2 separate regions of the Homo sapiens genome follow, and region 1 is linked to region 2. Evidence: chromatin loops called from intact Hi-C (ENCODE). Cell type or tissue: Caco-2. All regions are shown on one strand. Links, peaks and the distances in the headings refer to the core of each region. The heading gives the core; the rest is flanking DNA.

Region 1 (15,994 bases), core at 4,182-9,181, 65 kb before region 2:
TTGATTGGGACAGGGTCTCTGTCACCTAGGCTGGAGTGCAGTGGTGCAACCTCAGCTCCCTGTAACTTCCGCCTCCTGGGCTCAAGCCATCCTCCTACCTCAGCCTCCTGAGTAGCTGGGATTACAGGCCCACGCCACCACACCCGGCTACTTTTTGTATTTTTTGGTAGAGACAGGGTTTCGCTATGCTGCCAGGCTGGTCTTGAACAACCAGGCTCGAGTGATCCTTCTGCCTCCCCTTGGGCTCCCAAAGTGATGGGATTATAGGCTTCAGCCACAGTGCCCAGCCAGAGGAACGTTTCAGATGCTGGAATCAATGGTAGTGTGTTGGAGGAAGGGAGTTTCTGAGCTCAGCCCATTTCTTTTTTTTTTTTTTTTTTTTTTTGAGATGGAGTCTCGCTCTGTCGCCCAGGCCGGACTGCGGACTGCAGTGGCGCAATCTCGGCTCACTGCAAGCTCCGCTTCCCAGGTTCACGCCATTCTCCTGCCTCGGCCTCCCGAGTAGCTGGGACTACAGGCGCCCGCCACCGCGCCCGGCTAATTTTTTGTATTTTTAGTAGAGACGGGGTTTCACCATGTTGGCCAGACTGGTCTTGAACTCCTGACCTCAGGTGATCTGCCTGCCTCTGCTTCTCAAAGTGCTGGGATTACAGGAGTCAGCCACTGCAACTGGCCCTAATAGACATTTTTTTAAACTAAATTATTACACTACAGAAAAATGCACACATCATAAGAGCACAGCTCGATGCCTTTTCTCAAAGTGTATGCACTTGTGAAGTCAGCCTCCAGATGGAGAAAGAGAACATCATTAGCACCCAGGAAACCCCTCTTGGCTCCTCCCAGTCCTGACCACACTAAGGCGCCTCCATCTCCACTTCCATCCCCAGAGATGGCCGCTGCTCGGTGTGGTACTTTATGCAGACAGGATCAAGGATGGTACACTTTTTGGTGCCCTTTTTTGGCTTGACTCAACATTATGCTTGTGAGACTGTGTTGCAGGTAGCTGTAATCTTTTTTGTTGCTGTAGAGAGTATTCCATTGTTTGACTATACTACAGTTTGTTCATTCTACCCCTGATTGGCATTTGTGCATTTCATTTTTAAAATTATGAATAACTCTATTAGAGGCAACTAATGGCTCAGTTTTGCTCCTTGCTCTGCAAACCAACCCTGCCCATAGGAACTGAACTTGTAAAGGGGCAGGTGACGTATTTTAGTGAGAACCTTCCATGGCGTAACCTAGTAGAATGCCTAATGTTGGAACCTCGGGCATCACAGCTGGCCTATTTATTTTAAATAAATGAGTTCATGAATAAATGAAGGAATAAAGGAATGAATGAGAGGAGGGGTAAGTGACTAAATGAATGCATTTCTGGGAAGAGCATTATTGGGTACTCACCTGTGTCAAACACCTCTGGTCATCTTCATAAATGCTGCCATATGTAATCCTTGCCACAACCCTTTGAGATGGGATGGCTACCTTGATTTTACGGATGAAAAAAATAACAAGGCTCAGAGAATCCAGGTCATTTAACTCTTCTGAGCTCTCCATTTTCCCATGTACGAAATGGGTGTCAGTAGAGCTCCGCAGATTGTTGAGTGGGTGAGGGGGTGATACAAAGCGGTCAGCAGTTCTGGCACAGGAAAGCGCTCGCGAACTTCCTGCGCATCATTATTCTGGCTTGTGCTCATGTAGCCTGTAAGTGGCCTGGCCAGGATTTGAACCTACAGCCTTCCATCATCCCCCTGCACAACTCCTGCCACCCCATGCTGCCTGCCTCTGGGAGATTAGGTGAGCAAAGGGGTCTTGGCCATGTCTTTCCATCTGAGGCACTCAGTACAGAGGGTGAGGGGTCCCTGAGCCACCTCTGCTGCCTGCCCTAACTCCGGGCTGTGATGAAGCAGCTCTGTTGGATGAAGCAGCCCTGGCTCCGATGCTCTTCCTCCCCTCACCTTCCTTACCCAAAGGATGAGGTTGGAATACAATTGCAGTGTCTGTGCTCACTAATTTCATTTTCTGTGTCTGGAGTAATAGGGGCCCTCAAACTTATTATGCTTATTTGAATTTCAATAATAAGCAGCCAAGCGGGAGACTGGCATGGGGGCCGGGGCCGTGCTCTGAGGAAGGCCTGGCTGCCCCAGCTGGGGAACAGCTGGGTGCTTCCGAGGAGTGGCCTTCTCTCCCGGGAGCTCGGGGTTGGTCAGCTGGTCAGCTATGACCAGGCAGAAGCTGACACTGACCTGACCCAACCTGGGCAGGCCTAGGAGAGCTCGTCCCCAGACCTTCACCTTGGAGAACCAAGTAGTAGTGAGAACAGTGCCGCGGGGCTGGCCCAGATCATCGGTCCTTTGGACGTCTTCTTCCATAAATGAGTCATTTATATCACACTCTCTTGTCAAGAGGTGGAAGTCAGTTTCCAATGGGGACCAAATTGGCCCTAATTTTTGTTCACCTCTGGTACTGAGAGGTAAGGTGGGGGTGGGTGACATTTTCAAAGGGGCTGTATCCCTAAATGAGATAAGACCACTCCCTTGTGGGTGGAGACACCCTTAGCCCAAAGGCTTGAGTAGTTGAAGAGCTGTAAACAGTGGCTACCAGGTGCCCCAGGTACCCAGACGATGAGCAAAGCCCCAGAGGGATCCGAGGAGGTGACACCAGCATTTTCCCCTGACTGGTTCTCGCCCTCAGCCTGGGAATGTCGCTGAGTCTTTGGTTCTTCCAGAGACCTGTCTTTTGGCTGCCAGCCTTTGCATAGTGTCCACTCCTGTATCTAATTCTCAGGAGACTGAGGTCTGGCCTAGGCGGGTCTCTCCTCCGACTCAGTTCCATGCACTGAATTTGACCCCTGGGCCCAGATCAGACACAGGGTCTTTCCACGAGGCCCTCACAGAAGGTGGAGCTCTGAGCGGTGTTTTTCAAACAGGATTTTAATGGTGCAGCAAGAAAAGAAAGACTCCAGGATGACTGAGGTTTAGGCGTCACTGGGTTGAAACGGTTAAAGAGGCTTCCTTCCTGCAGGGCTGCTCAGAGCCTTTATTGGCCGCTGTATTGTGTGTTCACACACACAGAGATGGAGACTGGAGCTTTTCCCCAACACTCAGATCTTTGTTTCCCAGAAGCCTCTCCAGGGAGAAGAGCCCAGCGTTTCAGAAACGCTGGCTTGAAGGAGCCCTGGGAGCCTGCCCCCCAGTTTCTCTGTAGCCTCACGATTGTGCTTTCTGCTGGTGAGGGAGGTGGCTGGAGGTGGGAAGCGCCCAGGAGGCCCGGCTCTCCTTGAGGACACAGCTCTGCTCTTACCCTTTGTGCTTAGTGCATCCCCAGGGCCCTCGGGGGAAAGTCCAGCCCCCTCTCCCTGCCCCTCCAGGCCCTCTGTGATGAGTTTCTTCCCTGCTCTTGTGTGATTTCCTGTGTGCGCCTACATCCCAGGCAAACCAGGGGGTTCCTGCTCTTATGGGCTGCCGTCTTCTGCTCATGCTGGGCTCAGCCTAGATACCCTCCCCTACGCCTTGCACATAGTTCGGGTTTCACCTGAGCTGCACCCCTTTCCAGGAAGCCTTCCTGATTGTCCTGTGCTAGCTTTTCATTTCACTGCTCCCCAGCATTTTGTATCAAATCCAAATGCCTTCTGAGCTGACAGCATCTCACTCCCTGACAAGATGTGGGCCCCTGGGGAGCGGTGCCAAAGTCTGGTTAATCCCAGGGTCCCTGCTGCCTGCACGGAGTGGTGCTGAGTGGAGACTCCAGGAAACCCAAGAGCTTCACCTCGGGCTTGCCCATCGGGCCCTGCAGCTTTGAGCAAATCGACCGAAGGTGCCTACTGTGTGGAACCCAGCAAGGGGAGCCATGCAGACCAGGGAGAGGAGGCTGGCATGGGCAGGGGCTCCTCCCTAGAGGCTGCTTGGATTTAAGGCGGTTCCCTCATGCCCAGCTCCTCTCCTTCCTTCCCATATTCACCATAGAGGTTTGGGTCCCCTCTCCCCTCTGCCTCTGCCCCAGGACCACCCGTGCAGACCACCCCCGCCTGCCAGACCAGTCTCAGGGCATCTGATGGCTTCCCTGCCTGCTCCGCCCACATCTCAGGCCAAACCCCTGGACGTCAGGACACTGCACCATGCAGCCCACTGTATTTTCAGTCTTTCCTGGAGCCCTGCCCCCGCCAGGTGAGCTGGCTGCTTTCTTGGGAAGCCAGGACCTTCCTGGCCACCTCTGTCTGCCCTGTTGCCTGCGCCCCTGCAGTGCTCCCACCAGGCTTTCTGAAGCTGGCCTGGCCCTGAGACCCCCAGCCCTGCCTCTCTGTGGAATTGTTTCCTAGCTGGTCGCTCCGTCCTTCCGAGCCTCCCTCTTTGGGGCTGCAGAAAGCGTGGTCTGAGCTACACAGCACTGAGCTCCACCCTGTCCCAGGCTGGTAGTTCTTTTTTTGTTTTGTTTTTTGACACAGGGTCTCGCTCTGTGGCCCAGGCTGGAGTGTGCGTGATCTCAGCTCACTGCAACCTCCCAGACTCAAGCAATCCTCCCACCTCAGCCTCCCAAGTAGCTGGGACCACAGACATGCACCACCATGCCTGACTAAATGTTTGCATTTTTGGTAGAGACAGGGTTTCCTCGTGTTGCCCAGGCTGGTCTTGAACTCCTGAGCTCAAGTGATCCACTTGTCTCGACCTCTCAAAGTGCTGCAATTACAGGCATGAGCCACTGCGCCTGGCCTGGCGGTTCTTTATTAGCACAGGTCCAAGACTTTGACTTCCTTATTGCAGGGCAGATATGGATGTGTGTGTCATGACCTCCACCACCCGCGTGCACGAGGGGCACAGCCTCTTGCAGGTGTGTCACGTGGCAACCTGGACCAGGGATCTCCCCAGCCCAGTGAGGGGCCAGCCTCATCTCCATTCTACAGATGAGAAAAATACATACACTATTTAAAAACACTTCTATCCAACACAGCCACACACACACATTCATATGCATACTCACACATGCTCACTCATGCACTCACACATACACTCACACTCATGCACACACACACATTCACACACACACACACACATTCACATGCATGCTTTAACTCGAGGGAAATGAACTCACAGGACTCTAATTTCCTGATGCCATAGGAAGAACAACGGGCATTCCTGTCATGTTTTTCATGGGAAGCTGATTCAGAGAGGCTAAGGGGCATCCCTAACGTCACACAGCTAAGAGGCAAGGCTGAGGTTTGCACTTCCACTGCTCTGACTTGGAAGCCCAGTGAGGCGCTCAAATTAAAATTAGAAACCTTTTCCTGTTGTCCAGGCAGAAAACCGGGAGAGGGGAGAGAACAGCCACTAGGGCGAGGACAGAGCGCAGCCACTGGGCAGCCGGGAAACCGAGGCTTGCGCCTGGCTGCAGACTTCCCTCTTCAGGCCCTTCTGGCACCATCTGCTCCAGAACCCACAGCTCCCATCCGCCGCTGCCTGGGATGAATGGTGCCCTGTCAACAGTGATACACCTGCTGTTTAGTGGGAAGAGAGGTGCCAAGAGTGCACGGGATGCCCGGGTGCACAGAGGGGAGGAGACAGGGCACAGCCGAGCTGCCAGGCCAGGCACAACTTCTTGATGAATAGAGAGGTGTGGAGCCGCCCGTCGTTCATGTCGATTCTCTCAGTCAATCAAAACGCTGCCACAGCAGGCTTTGGGATGCGGCGTCTCGATGTGTGTGGGCGTGTGCAGGGCGGTTGCTGATATTAGTCATGAGCGCTGGCCCAGGAATCAGAGACGGGGATGAGTCTCAGCTCTGCCATTTCTTGGCTGTGTGACGTCTGGGCCTTGATTTCTCCATATGGAGATAGAGAACCCCTTCCTTCTCTGTCCCCAGAAAAAGTGCCGGCCACACTCTCCTTGGCCTGTCAACAGCGATGCACCCGCTGTTTAGTGGGAAACCATCTTCCTTCATGAGGTCAAAGCCCTCACTTTTTTCTGGGAGGGATGACTGTGCACCGTGAGTTAGCCTTAGAGTCAGGCCCAGGAAGACATCAGCCACCTGCACCCCCCCGCCGCCCCCCACCCCCCTGCCGAGGCCTGGGGAGTCACAGCTCTTCCTGATCTTGCTGTGTGGCCTCGGGCAGGGCGTTTGCCCTCTCTGGGCCTCAGGCACTCCATCTTGACAATAAGGCCATTGCACTTGCTATTCACATTGGGCCACCTGTGCCAGCCATCCATGACAGGGGTTCTTTAGGTAGAGACAAATGGCCTGCAGGGGCGGGGACCCCCGGGGCATGGCCGTCCACTGCAGGTCCCAGGAGGAGCCCCAGCCTGGCTGGCTGCTTCCAAGAATAGAGTAGACAGAGTCTGCACGGGGCTGCCAGTGGGCCACTCCTGCACGCAGGGCCCCGGGCCCTGAGCTCATCAGTGAAGCAGGTAATTATGTGTGTGCTTTGTTCCTGCACAAAGGCACTCTCAGAGAACTTCCAAGAGGCTCTGCTTCCTTGCTGATTTGATTTTTTCAGAACTGGAGTGTGAAAGTCAAGCTGAACCTGCTTAATTGTGCCTGCGAAGGCTATTCAGAGAGACTGCTCTTGGAAAGAAATCAGGACAATTAGCTCTTGGCTGCAGGGAGAGGGGGAGCGAGCGCTTGATGGTGAATGTCAGCCTGTTCCTGGGAGAACCAAAGGGCAGAGCTGGGCAGAGTGGGGAAAAGACGGGCGGGGGGGTGGGGGGGCATCTGTAGCTGTCTCTGGGGCTGGGGCCAAGCCCACCACCTGCAGGGGGCACCAAGCTCCACATGTGGGTGTGGGGCAGCCAGGCTGGGAGCAGAGGCCAGGTCCGACAGCAAGCTCAGGGCCACTCCCCTCAGTCCAGTGAGGGTTGGTTGTGTGATCTTGGGCAAGTCACATGGCCCTCTCGGCCTCAGTTTCCCCGGGTCTGCAAAATGAGTGCTGTGCAGAATGAGCAGATGGAGCCCACTCATCCCGGGCAGTGGCGGGTGGGAACTATGGGGTCCACAGCAGATGGTGCCAGAAAGGCCTGAAGAGGGAAGTCTGCAGCCAGGCGCGAGCCTCGGTTCCCCGGCTGCCCAGTGGCCGCGCTCTGTCCCTGCCCTAGTGGCTGTTCTCTCCCCTCTCCTGGTTTTCTGCCTGGACAACAGGAAAAGGTTTCTAATTTTAATTTGAGCACCTCATTGGGCTTCCAAGTCAGAGTAGTGGAAGTGCAAACCTCAGCCTTGCCTCTTGGCTGTGTGACGTTGGGGATGCCCCTTAGCCTCTCTGAATCAGCTTCCCATGAAAAAGATGACAGGAATGCCCGTTGTTCTTCCTATGGCATCAGGAAATTAGAGTCCTGTGAGTTCATTTCCCTCGAGCTAAAGCATGCATGTGAATGTGTGCGTGTGTGTGTGTGTGTGCATGAGTGTGAGTGTGAATATGTGTGTGTGCATGAGTGAACGTGTGTGTGAGTGTGCATATGAGTGTGTGTGTGTGGCTGTGTTGGATAGAAGTGTTTTTAAATAGTGTATGTATTTTTCAACCTTTTTTGAATGGAGCCCAGGGTGTATTTCCCAAATTCTTTTTACATTATTTTAAAGAGAGGCAGCAGAGTGTTATGACAGAGAACCAGCTATGGAGCTGGCCTGAGTCTGCATCTGGGCTCCACCTCACCAGCTGTGTGTGAAACCACTTTGTTCCTGTTTTCTTATTTGTAAGTAGAGATCATATCATCTATCCACATCTCTGCCTAGGTGTGTGGACGGCTTAATACACTTGGAAGCCTCAGAACAAGGACTGGCAGTAAGTGCTCAATACATTTTATCATCATTGTTATTTTTGACGCTGAGGGTCACTGTAACGACCAATGAACCAGCCAGTGAAGTGGGATGAATCCATTCAGGAGCACACAGGGCTCGGGTGCACTCAGTGCTCACGGGCGAAGTGAGCAGGCTGGCATCTGTTTGGATTGGTCTCTGCTTGAACCCTGTTAGTTGTTAAACAGTTTGAATGCCATCCCAGGGTAGAAGAGACAGAAACTTAAGGGCTACTTACAGATGCAGGGACTAGGGGAGGGATGTGGGTGTGGCCAGAGAATCCAACCCTGGGGACCACCCATTTCCTATCTGGGCGGCCAGGGCCCTGCAGGAGGTGCCCCCGTCACTTACAAGCCAGGGCCCCCACTGCCCCTCCCTGGTCCTGCAGTCCATCTGGGATGTGAGGCTACTCAACCAAGCTCAGTTTTTGCAGCCAGGCGCACGGGGGAAGGCTGCCACTGGCTGCCATCACCGACTGCGAGGGGTTCCTCATTCTCAGCTGGCTTTACCCTTTGCTGCTCCTTGAATAAAGTGTTTTGAATTCTGCCGCACAGAGGGGACCCCGCTTTACTCTTTTGGTTTCCTTTTGCCCGAACACAGCTCACTACAGCCTCAACCTCTTGGGCTCAAGCCATCCTCCCACCTTAGCCTCCTGAGTAGCTGGGACCACAGGTGCACATCACCACACCTAGCTGATTTTTTATATTTTGTAGAGACGTGGTTTCACCATGTTGCCCAGGCTGTTCTCAAACTCCTGAGCTCAAGCAATCCGGCTGCCTCGACCTCCCAAAGTGTTGGGATTCCAGGCATGAGCCACTGTGCCCGGCCTCTTTTGGTTACCTTCATCGGAACACTTGCAGGGCCTTTGAGAGACCCCATCAAACACGTTTCCCTTTGGGCACCTACACTGAATCCTCTGGGATGAAATTTCAGCCAGGAGAGGGACTGAAGTAGAGTCACATGTGGGGACCTCCCATTAGTGGGCTCCGTAGCTGACGGTCCCAGGACAGGGGCCCTGTGTGGAAAGAAGGGCAGACCTAAGGGAAGCCAACAGGGGTGAGGACCACGGCGCAGGGGCCACATTTAACCGGCTGGGGACCAACTGTTTCTAAGGCTTCCGCCGCTCAGCTGGGCAAAAGGGAGATAAATATTGTAAAGTTTACGGGAAATAACAGTTTTAAACAAGCTCTGGAAGTGTAATGTGCCCACAGGCATTCATCATCATCACCGCTCTCATCCTCTCCTGGGTGACCAGGGCGATGAATGACCCAAAACACCACACACGAGGAAAGGCAAAGAGATCAGAGACTGGTTCACCCAGAGAGACCGGGATGCTGCCTTCCAAAATGGAAGAGCTGTGCTGGAAAAGCTGCATTTGACTCACTGGAATAAGTGCAGGGGTCCAGGGCCTGCTGATTGCTTCCTGGTCCCTGTGCACATGCCCCGTGGTGACTCCGTACAGTGCTTCACAGATCTTTTGCTGAGGAGCTGGGGATGGGCAGGGAAGGAAGCCTGGACTGGGTGCCTAGAAGCTCTGGGCAGCAGCCGCATCAGAGGCTTTTGAAGGCAGGAAGGGCAGCCAGCGGCCCGGAGGGGAGCACAGCAGCTGCTGGTGACAGCTTGCTGGGTCGTCACAGGGGCTCTGGACGGTCCTTCTGCCCCGAGGTTTGGCTTAGCTTGGTGAGGGCAGCGTGGAGGACACCGTTCCATCTTAATGCCTTTCCAATAAAGCCTTGAAGACGACAGGCCCCATTTCCTGAGCAGAGCTGAACAGTTACTTTACACTTCATCTAATTGATTAAAATGACTCCTCTAAATTAACCAGGCCTTCCAGAGCTGAGTGCGGGAGAGTGAAGTCCAGAGACCAGAGCCGGCTGCAGGGGCAGGCCGGGGGCCCACAGCCCTTCTCCCGGGCCCTGCTGTCCACCAGCCCTGCTCGCACCCCAGGTTCCTGGTGGCCGATGCGCTTAGGTCAGCCGACTGGCTTCTGTGCTCTGCCCCTGAACACCAAGCTGCCCTGAACAGAGCCTGGTCTCTCAGGGTGAGGGTGGGTCAGGGATACCGCGTGTGCTCCCTGCTGTCTGCGTCCGTGTCTGGCAAATTGGTGAGGGGTCAGGCATCCCAGGTCTCCTTTTATCTTCCACACTGCCCCTGGGGGTAGAGAATTATGGTCCCATTTCACAGCTGAAGAAACTGAGGCCCGTCTGCGATGCGTAGCTAGCAGGTGCAGAGGCAGGGATCAAGGCTCAGCCTGTTGCCTGCAAAGCCCTCGCCCTGTTCCCTATGGCGCACCAGCTGCTTGGATGCTCCCACGCAGCAGTGCCTTGTCATCACATTCTATTTGCTGAGCGGCGATGGAACAGGCCCTGCGTCCCCGCCTGTGTCCTAAGCACTCCACAAGCATGAGCGTGTCTAGATGGTGATGGTTTGCTCATGGTCTCTCTCTCAGAGCTTTTACCCTGGCGGGGTTGGGAGCGTGGCAATGGGTCACCACTGACCCTGTTAGGAAACAAGTGTGTCTGTACGTGCCACTTATGATGGGGACAGGCCGTGGTCACTTTGCTGGGGCCAGTGTCAGCAGGATGGCAGATGCTTTGAGAACACGGCTAAGAACTCTGCCTTCTGGAGCAGGATGTCAAATGCTGTTTGATTCAGGCATGTGACACCTGTCAAGAGCCCTGGCACAGCTGCTCTCGAGACACGCCTCGACTGCCACTCTCCCACCCCTGCGTGGCACCCTCCTGACTGTTTTATCTGCCTTGGTTTTTCTGGGTCTGGTGTAGCACCTGCCCCATAAGAAGCGCTCAGTAAATGATTGTTGATAAAAGATTGAACCAATCAAGGAATGATGAGCCAGTGAAGGGCAAATGACTGGAAGCAAAAGGCCCTCTTGATGGAATTGGGAAGAAGCTGATCCGAGGGCCCAGGACAGCCTTCTCTTGAATGCCCTGCTGCTGAGGTCTCACTGCTCGGCTTGGACTCGCCTCTCGCCCTGCCTGGCTGCAGAGGACAAACAGTGGGGTGGTGGGTGTGTGTCCGTGCCTGTGCGTAGGATGTGGTAGCTGGTGAGTGTCAGGGCTCTGCACGCTGCGCCCTGCCTTGCTTCTTTCTCTCCTCTCAGGCTGTGTGTAGTCCTGGGCCAGGTTTTTTCAGCGGGCGTGGTGGTGGGAAGGTCCTCTGTCCCTTGCTCATCCTGTGTCCTGGCTCTTCCTCCTTGTGTCTTCTCTCTGGGCCAGGAGGAAGTGGAGAGGTGGGATCAGGGCCGATGTCCCCAGCCTGGGTGGCAGTGTACTGGACCATGGGTTCCCACCCAGAACTCTTCATGGCAGAGACCTATGGCCTGCCTGTCCTCATCTGAAGATAACTTGGCCGTTCTGATTTCTCTTCCCACACAAGGCCATGGTGGCTGCCTCTGAGATTTAATAAGCCCTTAGGTCAAATGTCTGCTTGGCCAGAGGAATTGTCTCCCGGGCTTTCTTGGAGACAGCTCTAAAGCATGCAAACTATAGTGTCAGGAGGAAAAGCTCTTCCTCTACCTACTTTGTTCTGTGTTTGGGGGTCTGAGAAATTTAACAGTCAACAGATCAACAGTAGAAAAGACAAAGGCTTTTCTGTTTTTTTTTTTTTTTTGCCTTAAGCAAAAATCCTGCTAGGTTGGTTTAGCCAGAGCCCCCTCATTCCTGGTGTTTCCCCTTAGTAGTTTTTCCTCCACTGATCCCCACCCTGCTCCGGCTATTAATTCCTACTTTTCCTTGCTGTATATGTGGCTGAGCCCAACCTCTCTCCCCAACTGCAGAATCGCATCACAGTGGGTCCTATACCTAAGGCGATAGTTCCTTCCCCCCACCCCTGACACCCCCAATAAAATGTGCCTTCTTACCATCATTAACAAGCATCATTGAATAATTTTGATTTAATAGCGGGTTCGAGAGATCTCCTCCATCTTCATCCTGGCAGGGCTTCCCCTCCACCCCAGAAAGGAATTTATGGCAGTTTCGCTCTGGGCCTCCTTCCTGGGAGTGAAGCTGCCTCTTCTTGAAGAGGGGGTTTATGGCAGCCTCACTCCCAGAAGTTTCTGCTTTTAGTCAGATAAGGGAAACTCCAAAAATGCTTCTTTCTGGATCTGTTGAATCTCAAATGTCTTCAGTTTAAAATAATCTTGATACCAACTCTGGGGGTTGGGGTGGGTCTCACACCACTCTCCTATGCATCCCTACCTGCTAAAAAGATGTGCCGGCTCTGGCCTGGCCGGCTCCTCCACCTTCCAGCCACCTGTCCTGTTTATTCATTTCTTCCCTCTCTTTTCTCCTTTTCTTTTCCATTTATCCAGTCATTCCTTCCTTCTACCCACCCACCAACCTGATCACCCACTCATTCTTCTCTCCTTCAATCCAACCTTTCCTCAGTACCCAACCTGTGCAACTGTACCATGGACTCCTTCAGGCAGTGGCTCCCAACTCCCATCACAGAGCAAATGCTCAACACACACCCGTGTTTCATCTGTTATTCAACAAACACTGATCACTTGCTTCTCTTAATTATTATTATAATATTTATTTATTTATTTAGAGACAGGGTCTTGCTCTGTCACCCAGGCTGGAGTGCAGTGGTACAATCACAGCTCACTGCAGCCTCCACTTCCCAGGCTCAAGCCATCCTTCCACCTCAGCCTTCCAAGTAGCTGGGACTACAGGCACATGTCACCATGCCCAGCTACTTTTTGTATTTTTTTTTTTTTTTGTAGAGATGGGGTCTCACAGTGTTGCCCAGGCTAGTTTTGAACTCCCGGGCTCAATCCTCCTGCCTCAGCCTCCCACAGTGCTGGGATTACAGGTGTGCGCCACTGTGCCCAGCTGCTTCTCTTTGTAAGTTCCCAAGTTGAAGCACCCCCTTCAGGTGTAGTTTTAGACGTGCAACATGAGGGGAAATCTTAGGTTAATTGCTGGGTCCAGAATTGCTCTGAAAGACAAAGACTGTCTTTGTTCTAGAAAAGTGCTCATAGGCGCTGTGAAGGCCTTGATGTCCTCTGGTGCCAACGCAACAGAGAAGCCAGCAAAATGCTCTGCATGGGACAGGTTCTGGTTTTTGCTACAGAGACTGTAAGAGATGCAAAGCCAGGACGGTGAGGGTGAGCTGGGGTTGGGGAGGCGCAGGGGGGCTCCCCAGCAGAGGGAGGGCATTTGAAGACGGCGGCTGCTCCTTGGAAGCTGGCAGGCACGGCCACAGAATATGCGCCCCTTTCCTGGCCCCCTCGAGGTCTGCACAGCCCTGAGTGCTCATGCCATGAAAATGAGTGTCTCTGAGTTTGGAGAGCTGGCCTCCGCACTGGGCTTCCTGAGGACGGGAGCAGGAGCAGGAGGCTGAGGCCAGGGGGGATGGCAGCCCCCGGGGATCTGAGGAAGTCTGGGAGCTGGCTTTGAACTTCTGCCCACGCTGGAACTTGGGGAGAAGAGGGAGATGTGAGTCAGGTTTTCCTAGTTCCTGAGGGCCTGGGAGGCCTTGGCTGGCATCCCGTTTACATAGCGAGTGGCCCCACCTGATGGTTCTGATCCAGATTCTGGTACCCGAGTGAGCTAGGCCACGGGAGCAGCTGATGCCCCTGCTGTCCCTGAAGGCAGCATGGGAGGCCCCCGGGACTGGGGCTCAGGCTTTCCAGAGAGAAGGAGGTGCCTTTCCCTGCCAACTTCCTAGCTTTAAGTCACGCTCCGGACATCCAGAGTGAGCACCTGCACCTGCCAGAACCCCTTGAGCCGCCTCTACCTTCCAGGATGACCCATTCCCAGTTTTCCCAATTACCTTTCATATTTCCTCTTTGGAAATGGAATTTGATTTTGAGGCTGAGCAGGTGGCTGGAGACATAGAACATAAATATATCATGACTTGGGAGTTGACTTGCTTATCATGGAAATAAATGTCCTCCCTCCTCAAGAAGCGGTCACTTGGCCAGGTCACTTTGATCTTGCCCCGTGGTGAAATCAGACGGTCCCTGGCTCGTGGGCGCTGGAACCAGGGGGGAATTTCAGGGTGAGTCATGAATGCTAGGGGGCAGGGGTGAATGGGCTGTAATGTCAGCTTTGTTTTCCTGTCAGGCGAGAGAGAGAGAGAGGAGGGGAACAAGAGAGAATGATGCCAAGGAGGCGCCTGGGCAGCTGATGAGCTCAGCCCCAGGGTGACTGCGGTCATTTGGGTCGGCAGTGGGGACAGACATCAGCCCCAGCTGGGTCATGGGTCATTTACGGCCTGGGTCTCCCCCTCTCCTCCCTCCTCCTTCTCTCCAACCTGCTTTCTTGCTGCTGGAAGGGGGTGTGCAGGCTCCCGTGTGCCTGGCACAGCAGGGGCAGCACAGGAGACTCCATGGGGCCTGTGTCCCGCACCCCCACGCCCCCGCCCCCAGCCACAGCCCTTTGAGAGCACAGCGGAATGAACGCCTGATTAGGAATCAGATGCCAGAAAGAAGCTGTGTCTGTTCCAAAATCAAGAGACCAGGAGAAGTGACGTCCTTTAAAAGGAGAGAGCTAAGTGACAGAGAGGGGGCTTGTCCCCAGCCCAGGCACCTCGGGGCTGCAAGCTCCTTTGAGATGCGGGGCTCAGGCCTCATCAGGGGAAACGTGGGCATCTAGATGACCCTCCACACTGAGCAGACCCAGCACAGGCTGCGCCACTCATCATTATAGGCTGCGCCACTCATTATAGGCTGCGGGGCCTGCACAGACCCCAGGCATCGAGCCTGCGATGGGGCAACGTGTGGTGTGGAGGCCATACCCCTCCTCTGCTGGCTGGCAGCTTGGCCCAGCCTCCTCACTGGTGAACAGTCAGCTCTGCCCCCTGGGCTGTCAGGAGGATTAAATGAGATAAGACAAACACAGAGCAACTCCTTGCTAACAGCCATGCAGTACCAAGCAAGGCACAGCAAAGGGAAAGAGAAATCCAGTGGCACCAGTGGGCTGAGAAACTGTCGGGTTTGGCTGCTGCTGTTGTCTGCATCTCCCGCCTTCCTCCTGAGCCGTGCTTCCAGGGCAGCCCCGGCCCTTCATGTCAGCTGGTGACATTTCTGCAATTGTTCCTAAAGAGGGGCCTGTGGGTCGAGTGAGCTAAGCAGGGCTTGGCAAGGTGGTGTCCCCCGGTCAGTGCCAGAGTCTCCCTAATGTGGCCTGTGAGACAGAGCTGATGCTGAACAAAGGAACAGGGTGATCTGGGAGCAGCAGCAGCCGCTGTCCTGAGCATCTGGGTCAGGACGACACGGATGCCACCCCAGGACCCCTGGCATAGGGAGCCGAGCAGGGCAGCCGGGCAGAGGCAGGAATGAATCCTACTCAGCTGCAGAATAGTCACAGACACCTCTCCACCAGCAACGTCCCTGAAACAGTCTTTCTTATTAAAAAATATTGAGTGTCAGTTATGTGTCAGGCACTGTTCTGGACACGAGGTCTCAGGAACAAACAAAATATACAGAAACTTGGCCCTTGTGTTGCTCAGGATGAAGAGGAGAAGACAGGAGCTGTGAGGTGTCCCCACCTGTCCAGAGGCTGGGAAAACTTAGGAGACGGTGCTGCTTGTTTAGAAAACCGGGCAGAGGAGCCCTGCTAGTCCAGGCCGGGCCAGCGCCCAAGGATGAGGGGAAGCACAGCTCCTTTGGGGTCTGCGTGCATTTGAGCATGAGTGCATTAACAGGGGGAACGTCTGTGTTTACAGGGCATGCGTTTGGGAGCCAGACAGACCTGGGCTGAGTCCTGCCCTACATACTAACTAGCCTGCTGTGTCGCCTTGCAAGGGGTGAGATTTCTCTGCTCTAAGTCATGGGTGCTGAGGCCCACCTGTCTGGCGAGGGTCTGGGGGAGGTCGGATGAGATGAAGGAGGCTGGGGCTGGCACCGTGGTGGTCCCTGGGCTGTGCCTGTTTCCCTCCCACTTCTGCTGCCTCCATCTGACCCTGCTCCGGAGGGACCAGGGGAGGGGCGGACGGAGGACACTGCTTCTGCAGCGCTCCTTGTCTCCGTCAGTGATTTATAGGAAGCTGGCTCAACCGAGAGCTGAGGGAAGACGGTGAAGGCCCTTTTGTTTTTAGTTCAATTTTGTGAGCAGAATGCTCCTGGGGCCAATAGATTTTTCCAGTAATGAAATTGTGAAAATAATTGAATTATGCCTTTCCAGCTTCAAAGACAACCTGTGCCCTTTCCCCAGCCCTCCGCATGGCATTAGAGAACATTCGCCTCCTGCTGGGTCGGCC
Region 2 (15,994 bases), core at 4,149-9,148:
CCACCAGTACAGACGCTCTAACACCGGCATGACTGATTCCATCACAGAGCTCACCCCATGTAGTGGGAGTTAGGGATTTTGTGGCTTCTCATCAAGAAGCCTTTTGTCCTCCATAAAACAGGTGTGACATGCCTTCCCAGTTGGCCTCCCGGGCATGGTGAGAACAATCAAAGAGACATGGTGGATGGGGCGGGAGGGCATGAACTGGGAGGAGCCATCTGATGGGAGAAAGGGTCAAGGGTGGCACGACTGCAACTGACCTCCAGCTAATTCACTCCACCTGCCTCAGGACAAGTTCCAACGCTGGGGGTCAGCCTTGAACACAGGGAAATGGGGGTGGGGCGCAGGCATCAGGCCAGGGTGATGGGCCATTCACATTTGTTATAACGGAACAAAAACCAGCGATTTCCTCCGAGATACAATCAAGCAAGTTTCCAATAGCAGCCGATGTCACAGAGGGGAGCCGCGCAGAGTGAATGGTGGAAACACTGATTGACACTCTTATTGGGAAGAGGCCAGAAGAAGCAAACATTAACACGTGGCTGTCAGAGGGTTGACCAGACACTGGGCCTAGTCCTCGCTGTGCTCCAGGGCTGGGGTCAGCAGGGCTGATAACCTCATTTGCAGAGTCCATGGTGACCTGGAGTCATTTCATTAGTCCCTTTGTCAGAGGCGTTTGAACCAGAGCGACTCCATCTTGAATAGGGAAGGGCTGGGTGAAATAAGGCTGAGACCTACTGGGCTGCATTCCCAGGAGGTTGAGGCATTCTTAGACACAGAATGAGATACGAGATCAGCACAAGATACAGGTCATAAAGACCTTGCTGATCAGGTTGCAGTAAAGAAGCCAGCCAAAACCCACCAAAACCAAGATGGCGATGAGAGTGACCTCTGGTTGTCCACACTGCTACACTCCCACCAGGGCCATGACAGCTTACAGATGCCACGGCAATGCCAGGAAATTACCCTATATTGTCTAAAAAAAGAAAAAGTCATGAATAATCCACCCCTTGTTTAGCATATCATCAAGAAATAACCATAAAAATGGGCAACCGGTAGCCCTTGGGCTGCTCTGCCTATGGAGTAGCCATTTTTTATTCCTTTGCTTTTTTTCATAAACTTGCTTTCACTTTATGGACTTACCTCGAATTCTTTCTTGCACGAGTTCCAAGAACTCTCTCTTGGGGTCTGGATTGGGACCCCTTTCCAGTAACACCTTTGGCTTCCAAGAAGGAGGTTGCATATGACTAATAAGAGCGTGGCATTTGACTCAAGCCTGAGAAAGTTCCAGGGTGACAGTGAGTAGTGAGGGACTGCTGGGGCCCCAGGAGTAAAGTGCCCAGGGAAAGCGGGCTTCTGCGGTTTAACCATCCCAGAATCCCTGTCCCTCTTTTGGGGAGCCATCCCTCACCTGCTCGATGCCCGTATGTTCTGCTCAGGGCAGCCCCCACCCCCCACCTGAGACTTTGGCCCTCTATTCCAGAGGTGGCATGGAACCAACTAGAGCCCACACTCCCTGGGTCAAAGGTGGGAGAGATCCAAGCCAGAGAGCCCTCTCTGTGGTGGGGGCTTCTGGGGACAGGCATATTCTCTGTCGGGGTTGAGGAGGTGGCGGAGTGTGAGGCTGTAGAAGCTGGCAGAGGCCTTTGCAGCCGTGCGTGCCTTGCCTAAGGAGGAGAGCAATGGCCAGGAGAGCGGCCAGAGAGAGCCCAGACTCAGGACGTCCCTTGAGCCCCCGCATCCTGCTGTGCCTGCATCCCCCGACCCCCATGGACATCCTGGTGTCACTAGCCAATAAACTCCCTTTTCTGCTTGCACTAGACAGAACTGGGTTCCTGTCATTAGCAACCGAAAGTGTTCCAGCTAAAAATACACTCGAGATTTTAACTTCTTTAAACCCTCTCCTAAATTATAAATTGCTCTTTTAAATATAATAATTAGTGGTGGTAATAATTTATTCTCAGGTCTTTGAATACAATGTTCTGTTTCATGGGAAACCTGAATTGAGTGGGGAAGCATTGGAGGAAGGTGGTCCTGGTCCCACTAGCCTCCCAGAGGCCTGGCATGTGAATAGCAACACTTTGGCCAAATGCGCTCGGTAGCCATCATAGCCCCAGGGCCTGTGAGGAAGAAATCATCCTTTGGTGACTGACCTGGCAGGTGAAAGAGGTACCAGGGGTGATGGAGGCCCTGAGTGAGGGGGCATCATCAGGGAAGATTGTCCCAACCCACCAGGAGGGGAGAGAACGGGCACAGTTACCTTTCGAAGCATCCCGGCGTAGGTCCTGTGCTGGGCCCTCAGGAGCATCAGGCCTTTCCATACTCAGCAGTCAGGCAGCAGGAAGGTGTCACTCTCCCCATCCTGCTGCCAAGAACCAGGGGCTCAGATGCCACTGACGACTTCCACCCCGGTCCTCTGCCTCCTTTCATGTCCCCCTGTGGATGAGGGGGACATCGGTCATCTCTGACCCTCATGGCGTTCCAGGAGAGAGCAGGAGAGAGATTGCTGTCCTCAGCCTGGAGGCGGGGTGGGGGTGATGAGGACCAGAGGGCCGGGCGCGTTGTCCAGGAGGCTTGGGATGTCCCTGGGACCCAGGTCTCCCTAACTCTCTGCCGTGGGCCGAACTGGGTCCCCCAAAAAGATATTCAAAGTCTTAAACCCCTGTGACCTTGTTTGGAAATGGAGTTCTTCGCAGATGAAATCCAGTTAAGATGAGGTCACCCTGGAGTAGGTTGGCCCCTGAATCCAATGACTGGTTTCCTTGTGAGAGAGGAGAAGAGACCCCCAGTGAGAATGTCAAGTGACAACAGAGATTGGAGTGGCGTGGCCACAAGGCAAGGAGTACCTGGGGCTACCAGAAGCTGGAAGCGGCAAGGAAGGACTCCCCGTGCCCCCACCCCCACAGGCTTCGGAGGGAGCTGAGCCCTGCTGACAGCTTGAGTGCGGACTTCTAGCTTCCAGAATGAGGAGAAAATGCATCTCTTCTGCAGTTGTTGTTTTTGAGACAGGCTCCCTCTGTTGCCCAGGCTGGAGTGCAATGGCAAGCAGCCTCTACCTCCCCGGTTCAAGCAATTCTCCTGCCTCAGCTTCCCGAGTAGCTGGGACTACAGGTGCCCACCACCACGCCCGGCTAATTTTTGTACTTTTAGTAGAGACAGGTTTCATCATGTTGGCCAGGCTTGCCTCAAACTCCTGACCTCAAGTGATCTGCCCGCCTCGGCCTCCCAAAGTGCTGGGATAACAGGCGTGAGCCACCGCGCCCGGCCACATCTCTGTTGTTTGAAGCCACCCCATCTGTGGAACTCTGTTAAGGCAGAGTCATAGGGAACTCACACACCCTGTAAGCTCAGCGTGACCCGGCCACCGGGACATGCAGCTGGGAGTGCTGAGTGGGGAAGCGGGGAGGGTGAGGGAGGGAGACGACTGCCCACTCTAGGTCACAAACGCCCCAGAGTCAGCCTTGGCCCATTAAGGAAGGAGTAATAACACCAGCCTGCTCCCCTGCCCTCTCCTGAGGCTGGGCTGTCATCACAGAGCGCTAAAGACACCTTCCCTTTGAATTGGAAACAATGTCCTCCCAGCTGCAGCACCTGAGCCAGAAGCACAGGAATGCTTTCAAAGGAGGGAGGGTGTGACCCCAAGAGAGGTTCAGATGTTCATTGAGCAGGCCTCCCTGCACCTGGGCCGCCAGGCTGGGTTAACTCCCTCCGCCCCAGGAGCTGTCAGGCAGCAAGCTCCCTTCATTCAAGGCTGCCTTGCCCTGCAGGTGGGCTAGCCACGGCCTCTCTCACTCCTCTCCCCTCTCTCCAGCCCCCTTGATTGCAGTTGCTGGTGGCTGCTTTATTCTGAGGCTGAGTCCTCCCTTTATCCTCTGTCCCAACTCTGGTGGCCTGGCTGGGAGGTCCTGGGCTGAGGCCATAGGCCCTTTGCACCCAGAGCCTACCTCCCAATGCCCCTGCTGACACGGGTCTTGGTTTTGTGCTCTCAGTGGGCCTCACCGCTCTGCCCCGTGCAAGGATGCAGCCGTGCCAAGACCCCAGCACAGGCTTGCCCAACTTTGTGTCACTCCCCGAGACGTTCCCAGCATGTGAAGGTCCAGAAGTCACTAGAAGCCCAGGTGGCTGTTCCCCAGCCTGTAGCCTCTGCCTTCTGAGCCTCCAGAGTACACAGCTGAGTTGTTTACGGCCCTGAACTTTGCAAGCCTCTTACGCAGCATTTCAGCTGCGACCTGGAAGCTTTTGAAATATTAAAATCTTGTTAGCTCCCTGAGCTTTTCCAGGGCTTCGGAGTCCAGTGACTTCCTCTGGTTTCACAAGTCAAATTCAGGCCATGGCTCTTCGCCTCCCTTTGCAGGGTGAGCTGAGGCTTCGAGAGGACGCCTCTCCCTGTCTCCGTCACCTGCCCTTAGCTCTTGGCCTGATGCCTGGTGAAGACTTATGGGTCCTCTCCTGATCCACCCTCACCTTGGCTGTGGCACTCTGATGGGGAGTCCTGGCAGCCACAGCGGCCCCCATAGCGGGCAGAGCTCTGACCCCACTTTATTAGTGGGACCCAGCCCAGCCAGGGCTCGCCAGGGCTCTCTGTTGCCTGACTTGGGATTTCTGCCTGTGTTCCACGAGTCACAGCAGATGAGGTGTTCCGGTTATCTACCGCTGTAAGAAATCACCCCAAAACACAGTGGCTTAAAACACCAAGATTTTATTCTCTCTGATGGCTTCTGTGGACAGGAATTTGGGACACACCCAGCTGGAAGGGCCTAGCCTGGGACCTCAGATGGTTGCAGTCAGATATGCCTAGAGCTGGAACAGTGAGGCTGAAGCCTCTTTTCTTGTAGCCTCTCCTCTCCCGCAAGCCAGAGGAGGAGCCACAGAGGGTTGCTAAGTTCCCTTCATACCAAGGGAGGAAATTTTAAAAAATAAGGACCCACCATCCGTTCTCCCCATCACTTCATAAAAGAATGGATGTGCCAGGTGCAGTGGCTCATGGTTGTAATCCCAGCACTTTGGGAGGCCAAGGCAGGAGGATTGCTTGAGCCCAGGAGCTTGAGACCAGCCAGGGCAATATAGAAAGACCCTGTCTCTACTAAAAATTTAAAAAAGTAGCCGGGCGTAGTAGCATGCTTCTACAGTCCCGTCTACTCTGGAGGCTGAGGCGGGAGGATTGCTTGAGCATGAGCTGTGATCGTGCCATTATGCCACTGCACTCCAGACTGGGCAACAGAGTGAGATCTTATCACTTAAAAAAATGGATGTAGTTATACATCTGAGTGCAAAGGTCAGTTATTCACAGTGGACATATTTGCTTTAGAAAAAACTCACCCCACAGATATTGTTCTCCTTTTGTTCCCCACCAGCAAAAACTTGATCCCAGAGGCACATTCCCTGGCCCTGGACTCCCCTTTCACAGGGTTGGAGCAGGACTCCAAGGTCAAGGTTCCTAACAGCATGGCCCAACCCCAGGCAGCCCCTGTACGCTTCCTCCTGCCTGCAGGACAGAGACCTCTGGCCAGTCAAGGCCACGGATTTCAATAGAAAACCCATCGAGAGCTGCTTGCCTGTCTATGGGGGAGGGAAGATGCTGAAGGCAAGGCTCATACAGGCCGGGAATCTGTCTCCACGCCCCTGCTAGCCTGTGAGAACAGAGGCACTTAGTGTAGTCCAGGATTCATTCTTTTGTCTCCTAGGATCCCTCCCCTTAGAGCTGCCTTCTATTTTTTTTTTTTTTTTTTGAGACGGAGTCTCGCTCTGTTGCCCAAACTAGAGTGCACGAAATCTTGGCTCACTGCCAGCTCCGCCTCCCGGGGTTCACACCATTCTCCTGCCTCAGCCTCCCGAGTAGGTGGGACTACAGGCACCCGCCACCATGCCTGGCTAATTTTTTGTATTTTTAGTAGAGATGGGGTTTCACCATGTTAGCCAGGATAGTCTCGATCTCCTGACCTGGTGATCCGCCTGCCTCGGCCTCCCAAAGTGCTGGGATTACAGGCGTGAGCCACCGTGCCCGGCCAGAGCTGCCTTCTTAGAGTCCCTCGCTCTGAGTCACTGCCTGGAACGTCGCTGGCTGCAGGAAGCCCGTCCTTTTCCTTGGAGCTGAGTACTTCTTGCCCCTTAATTGAATGACCCCATACTGTGGTTTGTCCCCTCATCTTTCATTTGCAGGAAAGCGTTTCTTTTCTGTCTCCTCTTCCAAAAGGTCATTTAAAATCAGATCTCAGCTGTGGGGCACAGGCTTTGAGACTTTTTGTTTTGACAGCCTGGAAGCTTCCTTCTTGTTCTGTTCTGTTCCAACTAGGAGAGGTCGTGCCCAGGTGCCTCATGGATGATGGACAGTTAGAGCCAGCTCCATGGCTCCCGAGAGCCTGGAATTCCATGGGAGGAATGGTGGAAGCTGGTTGTTAAAATGTGGTTGCTTGGCGGGAATCTTTACACCACTGAAATGGGAACCATCCCACACAGTGTCTGACCCCACTTAGTGAGGGGGGTTCAGCCCTGGCTCACGCTGCAATGTCTGGGAGGCCTTTATGTCAAGTGCCTGGGCCGCACCACAAGCTAATCAAATCGAAGTCCCTGGGAGTGAGGCGGGTGCACTGGCATTTTAAATTCCCCTGGTGATTTCAATGCACAGCCAAGGTTGAGAGCAAGGCGAGCGGCTCCTGTGTAGAGATGTCTGCCCCAGGAGACACGATTGATCAGCCAACTCCCTCCCAGGCGCCACTGCTCACTGCCCAAAGCAGGGCTGGGGGCTGTCTGGGAATAGGGCAAGACTTCTCCTTCATTGAAAAAGGCTGATCTATGTCCCAGACCAGCACCTGGTCCGAGGCCAGTTATTTACCCAGTTATTTAACTGAGCTCTTTATCTTCTTGGTCAATAAAAAGCACCATGAAAGCTCTGATATCAGGGAGGGGCGGCCAAGCACACCTTTCCTGGGAAGCACAAATACACCGTGTTTATTAAGGTGCTTGGCGACCTGGGGCGAGTCCCTGCCCCACCCGGAGCATCTGTCTCCAGGTTTAAATGCGGGTGTTTTGCTGAGAGATGGCAAGGCCTCGTCAATGCTGCCCCCTCAGACTGCCCAGGCTGAAACCATGGCCTTTTTTCTTTTAAACACACAGACTCAGAAGGGAGGAGCTGAGCCCAAGGCCCCAGGTAGGGGAGCTGGGCCGGGCTGCCACTGACGTACGGGCTCTAGGTGCCCTGTCTCAGATGGCTCTGCAAAGAAGCTCCGAGACTGGGCCTCCGGGCCTGAGGAGAAGCGTGAACAGGGGGAGGGTGGGGGGCTCCACAGGGGGTCAGGGGCTGGAGGATTGGGGTGGAGCAAACCAGGAACCCACCGTTTCAGGATGTCTTCACTCTTTTTGTTGGCAGCAGCCTCAAAAGCTGAATGGAGCCAACTTCATCATCCTCTTCTGAATGATCTGATTCAAGTGGGGCCTTGCTGGGGAAACTGAGGTCCAGCCACCAACAGCAGTCACGATGCTCCTGTAGCTCCCTTCCCCCAGTTTACTCCCAGAAAGGTCTACATTGTCAACAGCCACAGGGCTGACCCTCATTTCCACGTCCAGGCCCTGGCCAGGGCCATTGCTGGAGCCCAGCTAGGTGTTCTGCTGTGCCCCACCTGGGAGCTGTGCCCCATCCCTCTTCCCTGCAGCACCCACTGACTCGCCTGGCCATGGGGCCTGGGCCCTCACTGTTGCAGTGCTTCCCATTCTGTTCCGTTTCATTTGGAATTGTTCTTCCAGTGTTTAGAGTGTTCCTAGAAAGGGACTGTAAGCGCCACCAGAAGAAAGGTCATTTGGTATCCTGTCCCGATTACCAATTCAGGCAGCATGAAGAGAAGGGAAGTGAGTGGGACTTGGGCCCAGAGAGTCCTGAGTCCAAATCCTGATCTAGTCCGTTAGCAGCCTGAGCCTCTTATTCACCCACAGAGCGGATGAACCCTCCCTGTAGGAGAAGCTGCAAGCTCTTCCCGAGATATCCATTTCCTTGTCTTTCCAGGTACACTCCCCACCCCCTCCATTTTTTTTTTTAGACTAGATCTTGCTGTGTCGCCCAGGCTGGAGTGCAGTGGATCAATCTTGGCTCACTGTAGCCTCAACCTCCCAGGCTCAAGGGATCCTCCCACCTCAGCCTCCTGAGTAGCTGGGACTACAGGAGTATGCCACCACACCCAGCTAATTTTTTTGCTGTTTTGTAGAGATGAGGTATCACTATGTTGCCAAGGCTGGTCTAGAACTTTTGGGCTCAAGCAATCTGCCTGCCTCAGCCTCCCAGAGTGCTGGGATTACAGTGTGAGCCTCCACACCTGGCCTCCAGGGGCACTTTCCATCCTCCTAACAGCTCGGTGTGAGTGAGCTTCAGCCAACTGAAGGCAAATGGAGCAAGGCATGCAATTCCTGTGTCAAGGATGTTATTATAGGAATAGCTGGGTCCCCTCCAAGCTCTGCCAAGCTTTTCCCAGCTGAAAACAGGGGAGATTGAGGCCCTCGTGGCTGGTGACCCTGGGATGGAAGGAGCCTGGGTCTCTGTGTGGTCACTGCACAGAGGAGAGCTTCTACTGGTCAGGGACATCTGCCTTGACTGGGTGTGAGTGAGCAGTAAACCCCTGTTGTGGAGCCGGTATACATTTTGGGTCTATTTGTTATAGCAGCTAGAGTTATCTGAACTAATACGCCGCCTCACAGCTTTGTTGGGAAGATGAAACGAAGTATGTGAAAGGCCTGGCATAGTGCCTGGGACACAGAAAGTGGGGGCACTTATAGATTTTAGTTTCTTTCTTTCCTAATTAAGATTAATTGTTCCCAAGCACATAGGTAGACATGGCCTCAGTCCTTTTTTATGACTCTGAATTGAAGGCTTAGCTTTAAATATTATTAGTTAATATAAATGACATACATAATCGTAAGTATTTTATAATTAGTAGAAGCTTAGACTTTCTTAGGAATCCAGTCTTTAAGGTGCCACTGGCAAAGCTGCACCAATCAAGAGCTTTGGGCTGCAAGCGACAGAAATCCATTTGAAACTGGCTTAAGCAGCTGGACGTGGTAGCTCACGCCTTTAATCCCAGCACTTTGGGAGGCCGAGGCGGGCAGGTCATTTGAGGCCAGGAGTTCGAGACCAGCCTGGTCAACATGGTAAAACCCCATTTCTACTAAAAATACAAAAATTAGCGGGGCGTGGTGGTGGGTGCCTGTAATCCCAGCTACTCAAGGAGGCTGAGGCAGGAGAATTGCTTAAACTCACGAGGCAGAGGTTGCAGTGACCCGAGATTGCGCCACTGCACTCCAGCCTGGGCAACAGAATGAGTGAGACTCCATCTCAAAAGCAAAACAAAGCAACATAACAAACAAAAAAAGAAACTGGTTTAAGCAAAATAAATGATTGAATGATAGGTAAATCCACACATAGCAATGGATAGGCTTGTGATGTGTCCTCAGGTATGGCTGTATCCCGGCACTTAGATGGAGCTTCCAGAGCTCTCTCCCCACCTCTTGGCTGTTGTAGCTTATTCTGCAAAAAGATTCTCATGGGAGGTGGGCAGGATGGTCCGGAGAAGCCATATAGCCACACCCTCTCATGATAATAATAAAACTGGCTGACGCCGGTGGCTTCAGATTTGAAATGAAGTGGGTTTGCCACCACTTCACCCCTAAGCTAGGCTGAACTGCCTGCCAGCCCTGGCACTGCTGGACGAACACAGGCCTCCCTGAGAGCAGGCAGCGAGCAGCCCAGACCCAGCCTGGCTCAAAGGGGAGGAAGGCCCGGGAGGGATGGAGCCTGGAGCTCAAACCCTTTTGGAAACGCCTGTCAGAGGTGCGTCTTCTCCCTCTGCCCCTCATGTTTGTGCTTCAAAAAGAGATTTCAGTTTTGAGTAACACACATTCGGCTGCAGACTGAGCCCTGCCATCAACAGTTATGAGACAGACTTACCGACGCCTCCAGGTCCCTTCCTAAAAACCCAAAGCAGAAATACCTGCTTCTTGTCCCTACAGCTAGTTGGATGGAAAACGAGGTCTCGGGGAATAAGCGGAAGGAAGTGGGAATGTTCTAGGCTGGAGCAGTGACACTTATGGAGGTCATGAGGGCCGTCCTCAACCTCCCTGTGCCGTGCAGCTCTGGAAGGGGGCCCTGGGATGGACACAAAGAAGCTGATTTTGCTCAAACTAAGGAAGCGCTTTTTGGAAGTCAGGGCAGCCAGCGCTGGAAGGGCTTTTCCGGAGGCGCCGAGGGCCCCGTCAGCGGCCGTGAGAGTAGGAGTTGGGAACGTCGGGTGGAATCTGAATCCGAGTTCTGAGTGTGCAGGGCAGGCCAGCGCAGCCACCAAGGCCACGTGCTCATCTGTGTGGAAGGGAGAATGCCGTCCTCACAGGGAGATCAAATGAGGGTGATTGGGGTGCTGCTTTGCAAGAAACATGCTAAGCAAATATGACCATCCTCAGCCCAGGAGACTTCAAGGGCTAAAGGCAACGGGAGCTTCAGGGTCAAGGTGGGGGTGCACCGGCAGGTGGAGTCAGGCCCCGGAGGCCGCGCGGGGCTGTGCTGGCTTGTGAGCACAAGGTGCCCATGGGTTGGCTGGAGCTCTGCAGGTTCCTACAAAATGCCAGGGCTGGCCCCCAGCCCCAAAGGGAGCTCACATCCTAGTGTGGAGGGGAACAGAGATTGAACAAGCACGTAATAATGAGTGAGCTGTGTTGTGGGAGAGAAGGTGGGCAGTGCAACAACAGCCCAGGTTTATTTCTTTAAAAAAACAACAAAAGTCTGGGTGCGGTGGCTCACGCCTGCAATCCCAGCACTTTGAGAGGCTGAGGCAGGTGGATCACGAGGTCAGGAGATCGAGACCATCCTGGCCAACATGGTGAAATCCCATCTCTACTAAAAATGCAAAAACAAACAAACAAAAAAACACAAAAAACAAATTAGCTGGGTGTGGCGGCTTCTGCTTGTAGTCCCAGCTACTTGGGAGGCTGAGGCAGGAGAATCACTTGAACCTGGGAGGCGGAGGTTGCAGTGAGCCGAGATCACGCCACTGCACTCCAGCCTGGTGACAGAGTGAGACTCTGTCTAAAAAAAAAAAAAGCAACAACAAAAAAGAAAAAAAGTGGTGGCAGTTGGTGCTGTGAAAGTGCGACAGGATGAAGATTGTGAGTGTGTGTGTGTGTGAGAGAGTGGGTGAAAGTGAAAGTGTGAGAGTGTGTGTGATTGTGTGGGTGTGAGTGAACCAGTGGGTGTGTACGTGTGTGTATGAGAGTGGGAATGGGTGCAAATGTCTGTGACTGTGTGTGAGTGAATGAGTGCATGTGGGTGTGAGTGAATGGGTGTGTGACTGAATGTGTGTGCGAGTGTGTGTACGAGTAAGTGGATGTATGAGTATGTATGTGTGTGAGTGAGCAGGTTGTTGAGCCGTTATACATTTTGAGTCTGGTGAGTGTGTGCATGAGTGTATGTGGTGTGAGTGGGTGTGAGTGTATGTGGTGAGTGTGAGTGGGAGTGAGTGTGCATGAGTATATGTGGTGTCAGTGGATGTGAGGGTGCATGAGTGTATGTGGTGAATGAGTGGGTGTGTTCATGAGTGTATGTGGGTGAGTGAGCGGGTGTGTGTGCATGAGTGTGTGGTGAGTGTGAGTGGGTGTGAGTGTTAATGAGTATGTGGGTGAGTGCATGTGTATGTGGTGAGTGTGAGTGGGTGTGAGTGAGTGTGCATGAGTGGGTGTGTGAGTGTATGTGGTGAGTGTGAGTGGGTATGAGTGTGCATGAGTGTATGTGGGTGTGAGTGGATGTGAGTGTGCATGAGTGTATATGGGTGAACGTGAGTGGGTGTGAGTGTGCATGAGTGTATGTGGTGGGTGTGAGTGGGTGTGAGTGTGCATGAATGCATGTGGTGAGAGTGGAGTGAGTGCATGAGTGTATGTGGTGAGTGTGAATGGGAGTGAGTGCACATGAGTATATGTGGTGTCAGTGGATGTGAGGGTGCATGAGTGTACATGGTGAGTGTGAGTGGGTGTGAGTGAGTGTGCATGAGTGTATGTGGGTGAGTGTGCATGAGTGTGGGTCGGAGAAGGCTGCAGTACTACATACAGGCCTCAAGGAGAAGCTGGGGTTTCAGTGGGAAGTGGAGGACTGGAAGGGGAGAGTTGGGGTGAAAAGCCTCGGTTGGAGCTGGCCGTCCTGGGGAGCACGGGAGCCCCACTTCCACTCTAGCCACCTCCTCTACAGCAAGCTGAGCTCAGGAGCCTGGCAAGCACAGTGGTGGGGCCAGGAGCTGGGGCACAAGTGTGAAAGCCAAAGTATGCCAAGTGGAGGGACGTCTTTCCCATGGTCTCCAGGGAACCTTCACGTCCCTGTAGTGAGAGGGCCCTGCAAAGAGACAGCTGCAGCTCTTACCTGCGGGGGGCACCCTGAATTGGAGCCCCACATCCGCCCTCACCGCTCGGCCCTCTCCCCAGCTCCCAGCAATGAGGGGGCCGAGTACAGCCCAGGGAGCACTCAGGGAGCCGCAGGTGGCCAGATGCCTGAAGGGGCCTGGCTTGCGCCATGGCCGTGGGCAGGGAGTGGTTTCCCAAAAAAGGAGGGCACTGGGCTGAGGGGTGTGAAGGAACAGCCCCTGGAGTTGGGTGGGGAACAGGGATCAAAGCCAGTGGGGCTTCTGGATCCCCCCAGCATCGTTCCCCTGCCCTGCCACCCTGTGGCTTTGCAGCTGGGAAGACGCAAGACTCACCCGCTCAGCGTCCTCCCTGGGGCTGGAGAGAGGTTTGCCTTCCCCAGTGCTGGAGGATGGTCACCAGCAGGGGAGGGGGCCACACAGTGGCCGCAGCTTGGAAGGCCCCAGGTTCGAGGGGAAGCTGCCCCCATCGTGGGTCAGTGGGCCTCCTTGTCTCAGGAGGAAACCAGGTCGTTCCAGGTCACCACAGGAAGTGATGGATTCTCCACCCAGCAGGGCCTGCGGACTTCGTTTTATCAAACTCTCTGGAGGCACAAATCCATGTGGGTGTCCTTCTGGCTGCTCCCCATCAGCTGGGCTCTAGGCCAGACCCTCCCTACTTTTCTGGAGACATCCCTTGGGGAGGCGGTGGGCTATAGAGCCAGGAGCTGGCCAGTCAGGCACAGGAGGGTCCTAATCCCCCTGGGGCCTGGCACTGGGGAGTTAACTTTGGGGGCCTTCACTTCCTTCTCTGAAAATTGGGAGAACAGATACCTCCTCCTAGGGCGGGGGTCCAATGGGACCATAAAGAAGGCCTTTGGCCCAGCGCCGGTTTGAGGAATTGCTCAGTAATTCCAAGCATCTGGGGATGTGGGCTGAGGGCTTAAGCCTTGGACTGGGCTGCAGAGGTCTGGATTCTGGTCCCAGCCCCGCCACTAATAAGCTGTGGGGTGGCAGGCAAGCCTTTCAATGTCTTGGGGACTGAGTTTCCTCATGTGCACCTGGGAGGTGCCATGCCAATTCCATGCAGAAGAACCTTTGGGACTGTCCCGGGATAGCAGCTGGGAAGGGCTTCCTGGGTAAACGTGAGGCGTGACCGGGCATCCCTACTCGGCTGCCTGCCGGAGGTTTCCGAGGGGCTCCTCACTAGCTCACCGCCCCCAGAAACGTCCTCCTCTTTCATCCCGGACCGTCCGTGAAGGGGTAGGTGGTGCCGTCTGTCATGAGGCCCATGGCAGTGCCTTGTGGCTTCTGACGCCTGCCCTGTGGCTTGCAGGCAGATCCACCACTGTTCTTTCCTTGCCTTGCACTTCCTGTGGGCTACGCATGCTGTACCCATTTCACCAACAGAAGACTGAGGTCCAGAGGGCGTGGGTGTGTGCCGGGGTGCGCGCTGCTGAGTGCGGAGCCAGGGCTAGGCTAGGTCTCCGGCATGTGTCCTGTGTCCTGGACAGCTCCGGTGGGCACCTGCTGCCCCGGACAGTGAAGAGAGCCCTCTCCCTCTCAAGGTGCCTTACTCGAATGCTTGATTCCAGGGCCTAAAACAAAGTCCACTGCGGTTTCCACCACCTCCCAGCTGATTCAATGGGGCTCCACCCAAACCGGGGATCACCGTATTTCCCAATGAATTGGGGTTGGGAAGCGGGGAGAGGTGCCTGTTCCCAGTGGGCACTGTCCCCTGCCTTCTGCCTCAGGCAGATTTTTCTCAGCTTGGCCTTTGCCAGCGCCAGGGGGTGACACCCTTCCCACCCTCTTCCCTCTTCTCCATCCTCCTCAGGGCTCCCTGCAGCCCCAGCCACCTGTGCCTCCCCAGCTGCCCAGAGGGCACAGGCAGGACCTCAGGAAAAGGCACCCATCTGTATCCACCCCCATCCTCACCGTGGAGGACCCATCTTCATCCCCACCCCTGTTCTTCCCATTGAGGGGCCCGTCTTCCACTGACCCCCACCAGTCCTCACCATGCAGAGCCCCAGGACCCCAGCGAAGTCAGCCAGACATCACCAGGTGCCACCTCCTCCTCCTTTCCAGCTCTGTCCAGCTAACTTGTGGTTCCCATGGCACCAATGGACATTCAGAGAAATGTTCTAGATCGGGGGGTGTTGGACAGAGTAGGAGGGATCCCCTCAATTCACATCCAAGCCTGTTGAGGGTGTAATGGAGCCCAGGACCTGTCTCTTGTGGAAGGTGGTTCCCAAACCCAGTGATGCTTAGAAGCATCAGAAGGGTCCTGTGAAGTTCATGGCTTCCTGGCTGCGCTCAGGTACCCGGCTGCCGTGGGTGCGGGTGAGTCATGCCCTGCTCTGGAATGGCTTCCCAGGGGCTCCATTCTGGGAGCATCCTGGAAAAGTACAAAGCCATTACTTACAGGGCAGCACGATGCCAGCTTTCCTTGCCATTGTTGTTGGTTGGGCTGCTGCAGCTGCATACATTTCTGAAAATGCCTCCAGTGGGTGACATTTATCAAATCAAGTGCTTTCTAGCTTTATTCCCCAAATACATAGCCAATTCTCTTTGTAGCTCATGCGCCAGCCCGCCTGGGTGATTTGGTTGGAGAAGAGGTGATGTCTCCCACCAGCAGAGGGAAAGGTGGCGACAGGGCTGGGGAACTTGCTGATATGAAAGCAGGTCCAGCCATTTCCTCCCACTGTCGCCTTTTCTAAGAGTGGCAGGGAGGAGGTGATGGGGTGGGACTGAAAGATCCTAGCCATTTTAGTCTTGTGACACACAAATGCTGGGAAAATACCCAGGCCACCTCTTGCCTCCCTGCAGGCTGCTCCTGTGCCCCGGGCACCATGGCTCAGCATTGTCTGGGAGGAGCTAGAATGTGTGGGCAGCAGCTGCCCTGGCCTAGAATGCTGGCAACTGAAGGGGGCTCAGCCATGGGCCAGCCACCTGCCTGCCCACAGCAGCAGAGGAGTGCTCAGCCCTGTGACCCCGCCCTGGTGCACCTTCCCTTTGCCACCTGTTTGAAGAAGAGTTGGCTAAGAGGATGTGCTGGAGCCCCCTGGCACCTGCCCTGGGCTCTGGGGGCTAAGGAGGACATGCTGGAGCCCGCCCTGGGCTCTGGGGGCTAAGGAGGACGTGCTGGAGCCCGCCCTGGGCTCTGGGGCCTAAGGAGGATGTGCTGGAGCCCGCTCTGGGCTCTGAGGGCTAAGGAGGCCATGCTGGAGCCTGCCGCAGCCCCCCGGGCTGAGGGCGCAGTCCTTGCGGCTGCCACAGCAGTGCTGACTGCACTCCTGCTGCGTACTCAGCTATATACAGCTGCCCCATTTACCCCTTAGAGGCAGAATTTGGTCTCCTCCCATTTTATGGGCAAGAATACAGTGTTTCCCTCCAAGGTCACCCATCTGGTGTTGGTCAGAGCTGGGGTTCCATCCTGCCTCCACCCCCAGCCCTCGACCTTGACATCGTGGCGCCTGCTCTTCCTCTGGACACACCCTGGCCGAGCTTCTCCCAGGGCTGACCCTGCTTCTCAGGACGCACTGGGGAAGCCCTTGGCAGAACCTCTGGGATGGAGGAAATCAACTGGAGACTCAGCCTCACTCCTGACCTTCAGGAAGTCGCTCCCCTTCCTCTAT

The links. Peaks named below come from ENCODE experiments on the same cell type or tissue, not always from the same donor. Only the 100,000 strongest peaks of a DNase experiment are listed, where the experiment ranks them.
Region 1: a loop joins it to region 2, with 1.9 times the contacts of the local background. A loop is called at or near these places in 1 of 110 quality-filtered maps.

What each region holds. Positions count from the first base shown.
Region 1 is chr2:10,156,655-10,172,648 of GRCh38, forward strand. It overlaps a transcript of RRM2 not described here. Among named protein-coding and RNA genes, the nearest start is that of MIR4261, 28 kb to the right of the region's middle. RefSeq lists enhancers at 6,275-6,880, 6,881-7,485, 12,634-13,264, 14,525-15,154, 15,155-15,784. In Caco-2, for the core only: a CTCF peak has its summit at 6,734 (motif pointing right); a DNase peak (open chromatin) is centred at 6,770.
Region 2 is chr2:10,222,054-10,238,047 of GRCh38, forward strand. No RefSeq gene overlaps it. Among named protein-coding and RNA genes, the nearest start is that of MIR4261, 37 kb to the left of the region's middle. RefSeq lists an enhancer at 3,916-4,525. In Caco-2, for the core only: no CTCF peak of the experiment used is centred there; DNase peaks (open chromatin) are centred at 5,548 and 6,898.